2 separate regions of the Homo sapiens genome follow, and region 2 is linked to region 1. Evidence: chromatin loops called from intact Hi-C (ENCODE). Cell type or tissue: heart left ventricle. All regions are shown on one strand.

Evidence for each region. Peaks named below come from ENCODE experiments on the same cell type or tissue, not always from the same donor. Only the 100,000 strongest peaks of a DNase experiment are listed, where the experiment ranks them.
Region 2: it touches region 1 in a loop (17-fold over the local background); 6 of 110 quality-filtered maps call a loop at or near these places.

The regions. Positions count from the first base shown.
Region 1 is chr9:19,454,666-19,459,665 of GRCh38, reverse strand. No RefSeq gene overlaps it. Among named protein-coding and RNA genes, the nearest start is that of MAP1LC3BP1, 6.2 kb to the left of the region's middle. RefSeq lists enhancers at 1,787-1,926, 1,941-2,235, 1,830-2,425. In heart left ventricle, no CTCF peak of the experiment used is centred here; no DNase peak of the experiment used is centred here; H3K4me3 peaks cover 824 bases; H3K27ac peaks cover 1,248 bases.
Region 2 is chr9:17,529,722-17,534,721 of GRCh38, reverse strand. No RefSeq gene overlaps it. Among named protein-coding and RNA genes, the nearest start is that of SH3GL2, 47 kb to the left of the region's middle. In heart left ventricle, a CTCF peak has its summit at 2,877 (motif pointing left); no DNase peak of the experiment used is centred here.

The DNA of each region.
Region 1 (5,000 bases):
CAACTTACCCTCGTGTGTTTAGATGTGTATGGAATTCCTGTATACATTAGTGAAAGCTATTTACTATAATAGGGGAAACCCAGATTCCTTGCATCTGGGCCCTGTACTGATCATTAAAGCAGTTCCTGTCACCTGCTCTCCCCACTGCATGCATCTGTCCACTTGGCTAACTTTTAATATGTATATTTTTACATTATGTAAATTCTTAACCAGCCTGTCTCATTTAGAATGTATACATCACATCTGACATTATTGTAACTACTGTGTGATCAGTAAGATTCCTATAAGACATACTGCTTTTTAAAAAAAAATAAATAACATGCTGAGGGGTGACCTATAGCCCACATTAGTGAGTGGTCACTTTATTTGCAGGATCTTTAAAACAAGTACATTTTTAATGAACTAAGTTGAATAAAGGTACAATTAAAAGCTGTAAAAAAAATACTTTCTACATATTCAACACTGAATTTTTTAAGTATTTTTAATCTAAGGCTGGTTGAATTCACAGATACACAACCCATGCATATGAAAGGCCAACTGTATTTTACCCAATTATTTGTACTAATAGGACAGTTTTGAAACTGACAATTCCAATTTGGTGCCCACCTATATGAAAACCTTTAACTCATTTGCCATAAATCCTCTGTGGAAAGAGAATTAAACCTAAGAGTCAAAAGTCCTGGGTTCACATCCTTGCAATAGCAGTGGTCAAAATACATTTCCAGTCGTACCCAAAACAGGAATAATGGTAATGCCAGCCTCGCAAAATAGCTGAGAGGAGTAAATGAGACCATTTATGTGAAAGATAACTTATGTGATGGGCTGTCAAATAAGGTTTGCTTGTAAGAAAATTCCTAGGGAGTCTACCAATAATATTCCTAGGGAGTCGACCAATTATTTCACTGGACTGAAATTCCGTATTATATGTGGCTCATGGTTTATCAGTTAAAGCTTAGAATTCTCGCTCCTCCCTGGTGAAAACTCACCACTCTCTCCTTCCTGCCTCCCTAGCACTGTTGATTCCTCTCCACTACGGGGATTTGGCAGAGTCAGTGGCCTTCTCCCCTCCCCAGATCTGAGCTGCTCCATCCGTCCCCATAACCCTCTGCAGGCAGCATAATAGGTAATACCACACAGACACTTGCTGAGTGTTGATTTAAATTAGATTCATCTTTAAAAAGATCTGAGTTATAATGACATTTGACTTGTGTAAATTGAGCTATTAATCCCAAAAGTTAAATTTCACTCCAGTGGATTAAAAACTTCCTCCAGACTGGTCGGTGGCTAGTGCCTTTTGGCCCAGCTACTAAGGAGGCTGAGGCAGGAGGATCGCTTGAGGCCAGGAGGTCAATGCTGTAGTGTGCCATTATGGAGCCTGTAAATAGCCCCTACCTTCCAGCCTGGGCAACACAGCAAGACCCCATATCTAATAAACAAACAAAAACACAAAACTTCCTTTAAATCACATCTACCTTAAATTGGTTTTAAATACAGCCCCTTTGTAACCTCAGGTTCCACATCCACCTATTCAACATGGATCGAAAATATTCAGGGAAAAAGAAACAGTAAAAAATCATAACACAACAATAAATAATAATACAAATAAAAAGCAACGCAGTTTAACAACTGTTTACACAGCATATACATTGTATTAGGTATTATAAGTAATCCAGAGATGATTTAAAGCACACAAGACGTGCATAGGTAATATGTAAATACAATGCTATTTTATGTATGAGACTGGAGCCTCTGGGATTTTGGTATGGGGGTTGGGGGGTCCTGGAACCACGAATACCGAGAGCCAACAACAGTATTTGCTTTCACATTGGGCAACCTCTAAAACACCCGGGGTGGGGGGTGAAAACTGAATTTCTAAGGGAAGAGAGGAGAGGAAAAGGAAGGGAGAGAGATGCTTGGAAAAATGCAGGGAAACATACCTGGGCCCAGAAAGAGATTACATAACTTGGCGTTTTGAGACAATTGGTGATCTCTGGGATGATTAGGAACTGGGAAGGGCTTCGCTTGCGCCACATAGCAATGCCTCAAAAACCCACAAGATGGCAGTATTACTCCAGGAGCGTCTCCGTCCCTCCCACCCAGTAGCTAATGGCTTTCTTTGTTCACAGGAAACCCTCTCTCCCAAATATCATCAGCGCCACTGTATGTTTTCCATTACTTCATGCTCCTGGCCTTACCTTCAGCCAGTTTCCTATCACTAGCCCGAATATAAAAATAAACTACTGTTATTTGTTACATCTTAAAAATAGCACTTTGGTCTCTGCTCTCAATTGCCAAAGCAGCTGAATCAAATGTTTTGTTTTAATGAGAAGCATAAAATAAATAAAAACCCAGGTGAGGGTGATCTCTTCCTTTTTGTGAGTTAACACCCAAAGAGAAGACTTCCCAGGTAAACTAGGTGTCGCCAGGCTGGAGACAGTTAGAGACAGAAGTGCCACTTGAGACAAGATAAGTTCTGGGAGAGAGGGGCTGCCAGCCCTCTTAAAACGGGGCCGGAAAGGAGGCTGAGAACCGGCTCTGGAGACAGTGGAGAACAAAATCTCAAATACCGTATCTTTTAAGTTCTTATTATGAAAAAATCCAACTATACAAAAGTAGACAGAACGGTATGACAAACCCAAACACCATCTTAAGAACTGTGAAACTGTAAACCAGGAAAGAGGCTGCAAGGAAAAAATCTAAGTTCCCAGTTTGTTGAGGAGCCCTAAGATGTCACTTGCCAGAACCCTGGGTCTGCCCACTCCAGCCCTTTGTAGTATAGTTCTTTAACACAGTCTTTCAATGTAATGTCTTTTAATGAAAAGTCCTTTAAAGAAAAGAGTGGGAGAGGCTAGCCCCTGAGCTCTGGTCTTCAAAGGGCAATCTGGAAAAGGGAGCAGGTGTGGCTGCATCAACTCCCAGCCAGACTCAGAAAAAGAGGTCACCCAAGAGGAGAAACAAATAATCCAGACTGTCGGGGAGAGAGGCACACACACCCGTGCCAGTGCCCCAAAAGCAGAGCTCTCAACTTCCTCAGCCACTGTCCCTGACCACAGCCTCAAAAAAGTTCAGTCCCGAAGACTGAGTAACCAATTTCAGCACCAAAAGGATTTGAGTGCTTGCTTAGTCTCCTGTTGGGCAGAGGCTGTTTACCTGGATGGGCTACTAGAGATGTCTGAACCCCCAGAAAATTATATACTGATTGAATGTCCCTTATCCAAAGTGCCTGGAACCAGAAATGCTTGGATTTCAGATATCAGACTTTGGAATATTTGCATTATACAGCATCCCTATTCCAAAAATCAGAAGTCTAAAATGCTCCAAGGAATATTCCCTTTGATTTTTATATAGGTGCTCAAAAAGTTTCAGGTTTTGGAGAATTTCTGATTTTTTATTTTTGGATTAGAGATACTCAACCTCTACATGGACGTTTTCCTACAGCTTTTATATTGCCAAACAACTATGGGGCCACTCCTTGTCCCCTCACCTCTGCCAGAAAAAAAAAAAAAAGTCTAAAAACCCACTGTAATGATACAGATAATGCTTATCCAGTCTTTCTTCTCTTACGATTTTTCTTTTTTTTTTTTCTTTTTGATAAATGGTCTCACTGTTTGGCCCAGGCTGGAGCACAGTGGCACGATCTCTGCTCACTGCAACCTCTGCCTCCTAGGCTCAAGCAATCCTCCCACCTCAGCCTCCTGCGTAGCTGGGACTACAGGTGTGTATCACCACACCTGGCTAATTTTTGTAATTTTGGTAGAGACAGGGTTTTACCATGTTGCCCAGGCTGGTTTTGAACTCCTGAGCTCAAGCGATACACCCACTTCAGCATCCCAAAGTGCCAGGATTACAGGCATGAGCCACTGTGCCCAGACTATTCTTCTAAATCTGATGATCTGTGAGTCCTTTCAGTTTAAAAAACTGCCACAGAAAATTAAAAGAAGTAGGTAAAAATTTTCCTGCTAAATTTATGATTTTAAAATGTCACGATCTTCCTTCTAGTGATTTGATGAAATCCAGCATAAATGAACTGTATTCTATATTTGAGATTTTTGGGTTTTTTTTTTTTTTTTGAGACAGAGTCTCGCTCTGTCACCCAGGCTGGAGGGCATTGGTGCAACCTTGACTCACTGCAACCATCGCCTCCCAGGTGAAAGTGATTCTCCTGCCTCAGCCTCCTGACTAGCTGGGACTGCAGGTGCGAGTTACCATGCCCAGCTGATTTTTGTATTTTTTTTAGTAGAGACGGGGTTTCGCCATGTTGGCCAGGTTGGTCTCGAACTCCTGACCTCAGGTGATCCACCCACCTTCCCCTCCCAAAGTGCTGGGATTACAGGCACGAGCCACCGCACCAGGCCTATATTTGAGATTTATATCTATATGACATGACTATAGAAGTTTTAGTAAAAATAAACTGTTCTTAGGTATTTTATGCTGGAAATATTTTCATGTGTTAATTTCACAGCTCTGAGAAGAAACCAACAAGGAACAACAATTACTTTACGCATTTTTAATAACAATGGTACCCAATTCATTAACAAATGAATTTAGGCAATGTGCTTTGCTCTACAATCCATCAGATACATTTTCACTGCAGATAGTTCAGAAATCATTTTGGAAATAGACACAAACATGTACATATTCATTTGCTGAAAATGCCACTTACAGCTTTAATATCAAATATAGTTATCATAGTTCACAGAAAAAGTATAAAGTGCAAAAGCTCCACTTCAAAAGGCCTTAAGTCACTCCCAAAGCAATGAGGATTAAATTTTACCACAGCCAGTGGGCATGCCACCCTTATGTAGGACACCTACATAAGGTATAAAACAAGGTATATATCTGAAAACACTATATTGCTCTGATTACATATTGTGGTTATAAAATAGTTTTAAATCTGGTTTAACATACAGAGAAAGATACAATTCAAACAATTAGTCCTATAAAGTAGGGGTTATTTATTTTTTTAAGTTTGCAGGGGAATTATGTCTATAAAATCCATT
Region 2 (5,000 bases), 1.9 Mb after region 1:
CAGTTTTACAGCACAGAGCTACAGACATGGTACTTGTAGGAAGTACATGAAAAGTGGCAGCACTTAACAGCATGTCCTCTCTCTGACACTGGACAAGACTATGTTGGCAGAAGCAAAAGTGACCAGATACCCGAGATGCACTTGAAAACTCAGTTCTTCTGACCCAGAATGTACCCGCTGGAGATGAGCTCAGAGGAACTGCTTGATCATTTAACAATTACCCTACAGAGACAACATCAAAAGAATCTACTATCAAACATCACAACCTGATTGTGTAGACACTGATCATTGGCTTGTCCAACTCTTTATCATCCTCCTCCTTAACTCTGTTATGGACAATGGGATATAAATGAAATCTGCTGTGAGGTTCCTAAGAAAGTTTTTGGATTTGAGGGCCTACTTCCCCTTCTCATCTTCCTCCCTTGAGTCTTGCAACCGTGAGGAAAGGCTGAGAACATCACAGTATCATTGCCCTGACATCACCCAGACACTGGGCCATTGCCAACGCCCAGGTGTCTCCACACTACCTTTCATGTGAGAAAATAAATCCCACAGTTTTAAACCACCATCAACAAGTTCTATTGCTATAGAATGAATTCTTGATTGATATAATGTATAATAGAAAGGGTGTGGATTTTGAAACCAGACATATTCAAATCCTGACTAGTTGGAAAGGAAGTTACTTCCCTAACTCTCAGCTTCCTCATCTGGAAAATGGGAACAATATAATAGCCTTTTAGCATTTCTGAGAAGCTAAAAAAAGTAATTATAAAAATGCCTAGCCTATTGTCTATCATATAATCTTACCCGTCTTCTCTTAAGAATCCTGAATTTGTTATTTACATAATTTCACCACTTCTCCCTCTCCTCTTGGATGCATTAACAATTTAAGAAACTATCAAAGATTCTTAAAAATACATTAGTGATTAAGATATATTTTAGCTCATAAATTTTTCCATCTTTTAGAAACTCATAAATTTATTTTCCTATTATGATATATAGTAAAACAAGAGCTCCTGGCAGATGTACTTTTCACCCATAATGAATATTTATTGAAGCAACAATAGTTATTAAAGCTGTACAAGCAGCTAATAAATATTTATGGAATACCTTCTCTGAGTTAGACCCCATGATAAATATGCCAAGTGCTAAAAAAGGTCATGAAAAAGACGCTATTTCTCTCTAGGGATGCTTGATTTCCAGTAGAGGGGTAAAAAAGCTTTTTTTTTTTTTTTTTTTTTAAGTATCTGTAACCAGGAAGTGGAATTAGAATAATTAAAGGCAAAAATCCCATTATAAGTTTTAAATGAGTTAGGTATCCATGTAAAACAGCATTTTTCATTCAGACAATTTATCATATATGTATTCAAGTAACTTAACTCCAAATCCAGTTACAGAAATTCAGAGTAAGGGTTTGCTTTGCTTTCATTTACAGGAGGAAACTTTGCATTTCTCATTTTGCCAGCATCAGAGCGTAATGGTTCAGAGTGTAGCCTCCGGTACCAGATTGCCTGAGTTCAAATCCCACCTCCAATTCTTAAAAGCTCAAGCGTCCTTAGCTGAGTCATTTAGCCTCTGTGCACCACAGATTCCCCAACTGGGATAATTATGGCACATGCTCCATGGGGTCTTTATAAGAATTAAATGACTTTAGAACCGTGGCCAACCCCCTTCAGCACTATATACAGTCAGCTGTTATTATTTAGCTATTTTTAAGGATGAACTGCAGTTTATACTTATTTCTAAACAGCATCAGATACTTGAGGATTTGTTTTTCTTCTGTGCTCCATAAAAGTATGGCCAGTAGCTTTCCAAAAGTTTGAAGCCTTAGTATTTTCCTTTCCTGGTTGGTCCAGTGATCTTCTTGCCATAGGTCCCTAGAGTCTGACAAGTTAAGCAGGAGCAGCTGGCAGAGTGATGAGGCTGGAGGTGGTACTTGAGAAAAGCTGAAACTCCTAGGGTGTGGATGCCTTTGTGTGTCCCACGGGAGCTGGCTCTGCACAGGGGCACATGTGGCCTTCCTCTTGTCCCTGCCCCGAGGAAGGTGAGCTCCAGGGTCACCTGCTCTCCATCTGTTCTCAAACCCCTGGCGCCTCCAGGTCTCTTCACCTCTCCTCTCCAGGGTGCCTTTGCCACACCTGCCTCAAGATGACCGCGGCCCTAAAACCATTGTTAAGCAGAAGCTCCATCCCCCGGCCCCTGCACTCCAGCCCATCACCATGGCCAGGGAAAGACTGCACACAACCCCAGGGCCTAGTCTGTCCTCTCAAACTAGGAAGGGCTGACTTACAAACGTGAATATAGGAAATTATATGTGACACCAGCCTGGATCACATGGTGAAACCTCGTCTCTACTAAAAATACAAAAATTAGCTGGGTGTGGTGGTGTGTGCCTGTAATCCCAGCTACTTAGGAGGCTGAGCAGGAGAATCACTTGAGCCCGGGAGGCGGAGATTGCAGTGAGCCGATATCCCGCCATTGCACTCCAGCCTGGGCGACGTGAGTGAGACTCCATCTCAAATAAAGAAACAAAACAAGAAAAAAAAACTATATATAGCTTTTGGTCATTCTGCCATGAGATGAGAGAAAATAGTAAAAGCCAATTTAAAAAGATAGTCTGTCCTAATTTCAAGTCAAAGATGTAAAACGGCAATATTACTGGATTCACAAACAGAATCAGATCTTCTGATTAAGATCCAGAAGACAACCTTTTGAGTCATGTATCTCTGCGTGGTATCTCCTGACCAGCAGACACTGTTGGGGAAATTCTTTTTTCAAAGTGGAAACTTGGAAAACCATTATTTAATTTATGCAATTTAATTATAAAATTTAAAGAAAAAAAAAAGGCTGCCTATGTTGTGTGTTACTGCCCCCCGGTGTCCACTGCTGTTATTGACACGTGTATTTTATTTGAAAAGAACAGCACCCTGGTGGTGCTTTCTTGACTTCTCTTTCACTTTTAGTAAAAATTGCTTGCGTTGCTCACTGTTCAGTGAATTCTCACTGTCTTCCTGGGTCGAAAATGTGGTATTCAGAATAGTGAGCCTAAAAATTAAGGCAACAGCGAAACACCTGGAACACAACAAACTTGAGAGTAAGGATTGGGTAATCCGAGGGGTTGCTTTGAGTATTCAGCCCTGTGTTGAATATTTCAAAATGGATACTAATTGGAAAAAAGAAAGTCCCCCTAATTCCCAGTGAAAACTACTCAGGCAAATTTCTAAAACAAAGGCTTAATTGTCCTCCTCTGGCTACATTGCTCTTGGCTATTTCTTAGCATTTTCTGCTCTGGGGGTTGACAGAGGCAATTAACCACCAGTCCATCAGTTGGTCACTAGTTAACATGTCTGGTGAGAGATCTGATGGGGTAGAGAATGTATTCTATTCACCAAAAGCACGTACTTCAAGTAAAAAATAACAGGTAGATCTCAATGGTATTTAGGTATTTCCTTAGATTCCTGTAAATCCTGTGTCAATTTTTGTCACCAGTTGCTGCCCAAAGGTCCAGGTTAGGTTTAGAAGTATCTTCCTCACTTTTCAGCACATGTCACATCAGCTAAGCTGAGTCACCAAGTACACTCAACAAACCAATATCTTTCTTTACTCCTGTAAGGCCTCAAGGCTCTATAATGAATATAAGAGAAATCTGTGGCCGGGTGCAGTGGCTCACACCTGTAATCCCAGTACTTTGGGAGGCTGAGGCAGGTGGATCACGATGTCAGGAGTTCGAGACCAACCTGGCCAACACAGTGAAACCCCCTCTCTACTAAAAATACAAAAAAATTGGCCCGGCGTGGTGGCGGGTGCCTGTAATCCCAGCTGCTTAGGAGGCTGAGGCAGGAGAATCACTTGAACCTGGGAGGTGGAGCTTGCAGTGAACCGAGATGGCGCCACTGCACTCCTGCCCAGGAGACAGCGCAAGACTCCGTCTCAAAATAAAAAAAAACTGTGTCTGTGTTTATGAATGAGTGCAAATTTGTTATCATTAGATGTGTAAACACTCTATTTGTTCTAAATTAAATTGAAGCTTTTCTGAACCCCAGTCCTGTGGGGCTGGTGAGGCTTTCAATCAGGCTTACTATTGGGGTTTCCAATGACCCAACCCTCACCCTAATTTCAGAACTGACTGAGGGTCTGAGGGGTCTTATAAAGAACAGAACGTTCAGGAAATTCCTTCTGGCCTTTGACCCACATCTGTGGTCATGGACATGCTGTGAAAATAGATAAGGAAACTGAGTCCTAAAGTCATTAGATAATTTGCTTTGAATTTCACAGCAAATCCTTAGTGGGATCATTATGGAAAGGTGGGTCTTCTGAGCTTTCATGGATTATCACAGTTTAAAAATCCATATAATTTTATTAATCTCCTTGGAGCTGTAATTCACAATTTACAGTATTGTTTGGTGATACTCCTCACTTCACCCTTCCTTCTTTTCCCCCAAATAATAATAATGCCTGTCATTTATTCAACTGTGCTAAGTGCTTTCCATTCATAAACCCTATGAGAAATATTATACCCACTTTTCAGATGAGATTCAGAGAGGTTAAGTAGCAACCTGGCCAAGAAGAAAGAAGCAGCAAATAAGAGGCTGAATTAGACCTGAACTTGAGTTTGTCTGGCTCTAAAGCCTATGTACTTAACTACCATACTATATTGCTTTTTCTAATAAAATTAGGAGAAAGAAGGAAGGAATATGTGACATACTTTTTAAAGACCAAATCGAATCAAAATATTGTTTTACTTACTATGGGAGAATTTTAGACACGACGATGTTATGGAACCACTGGTTAGAGTTCCCACATTAGCTTGTTTTTTTCAACGACTTGCTGATATAGTACATAAAATTCATCTCCCAAAACTCCAGGATAAAATTATCGTAGATGCATGATGGTAACTTAGATTATTGCAAGCCTTTTTGCAATTAAAGTGTAATAATAATTTAGCCTTCTCTGAGTTCATGTCCTTTGCTGGGACATGGATGAAGCTGGAAACCATCACT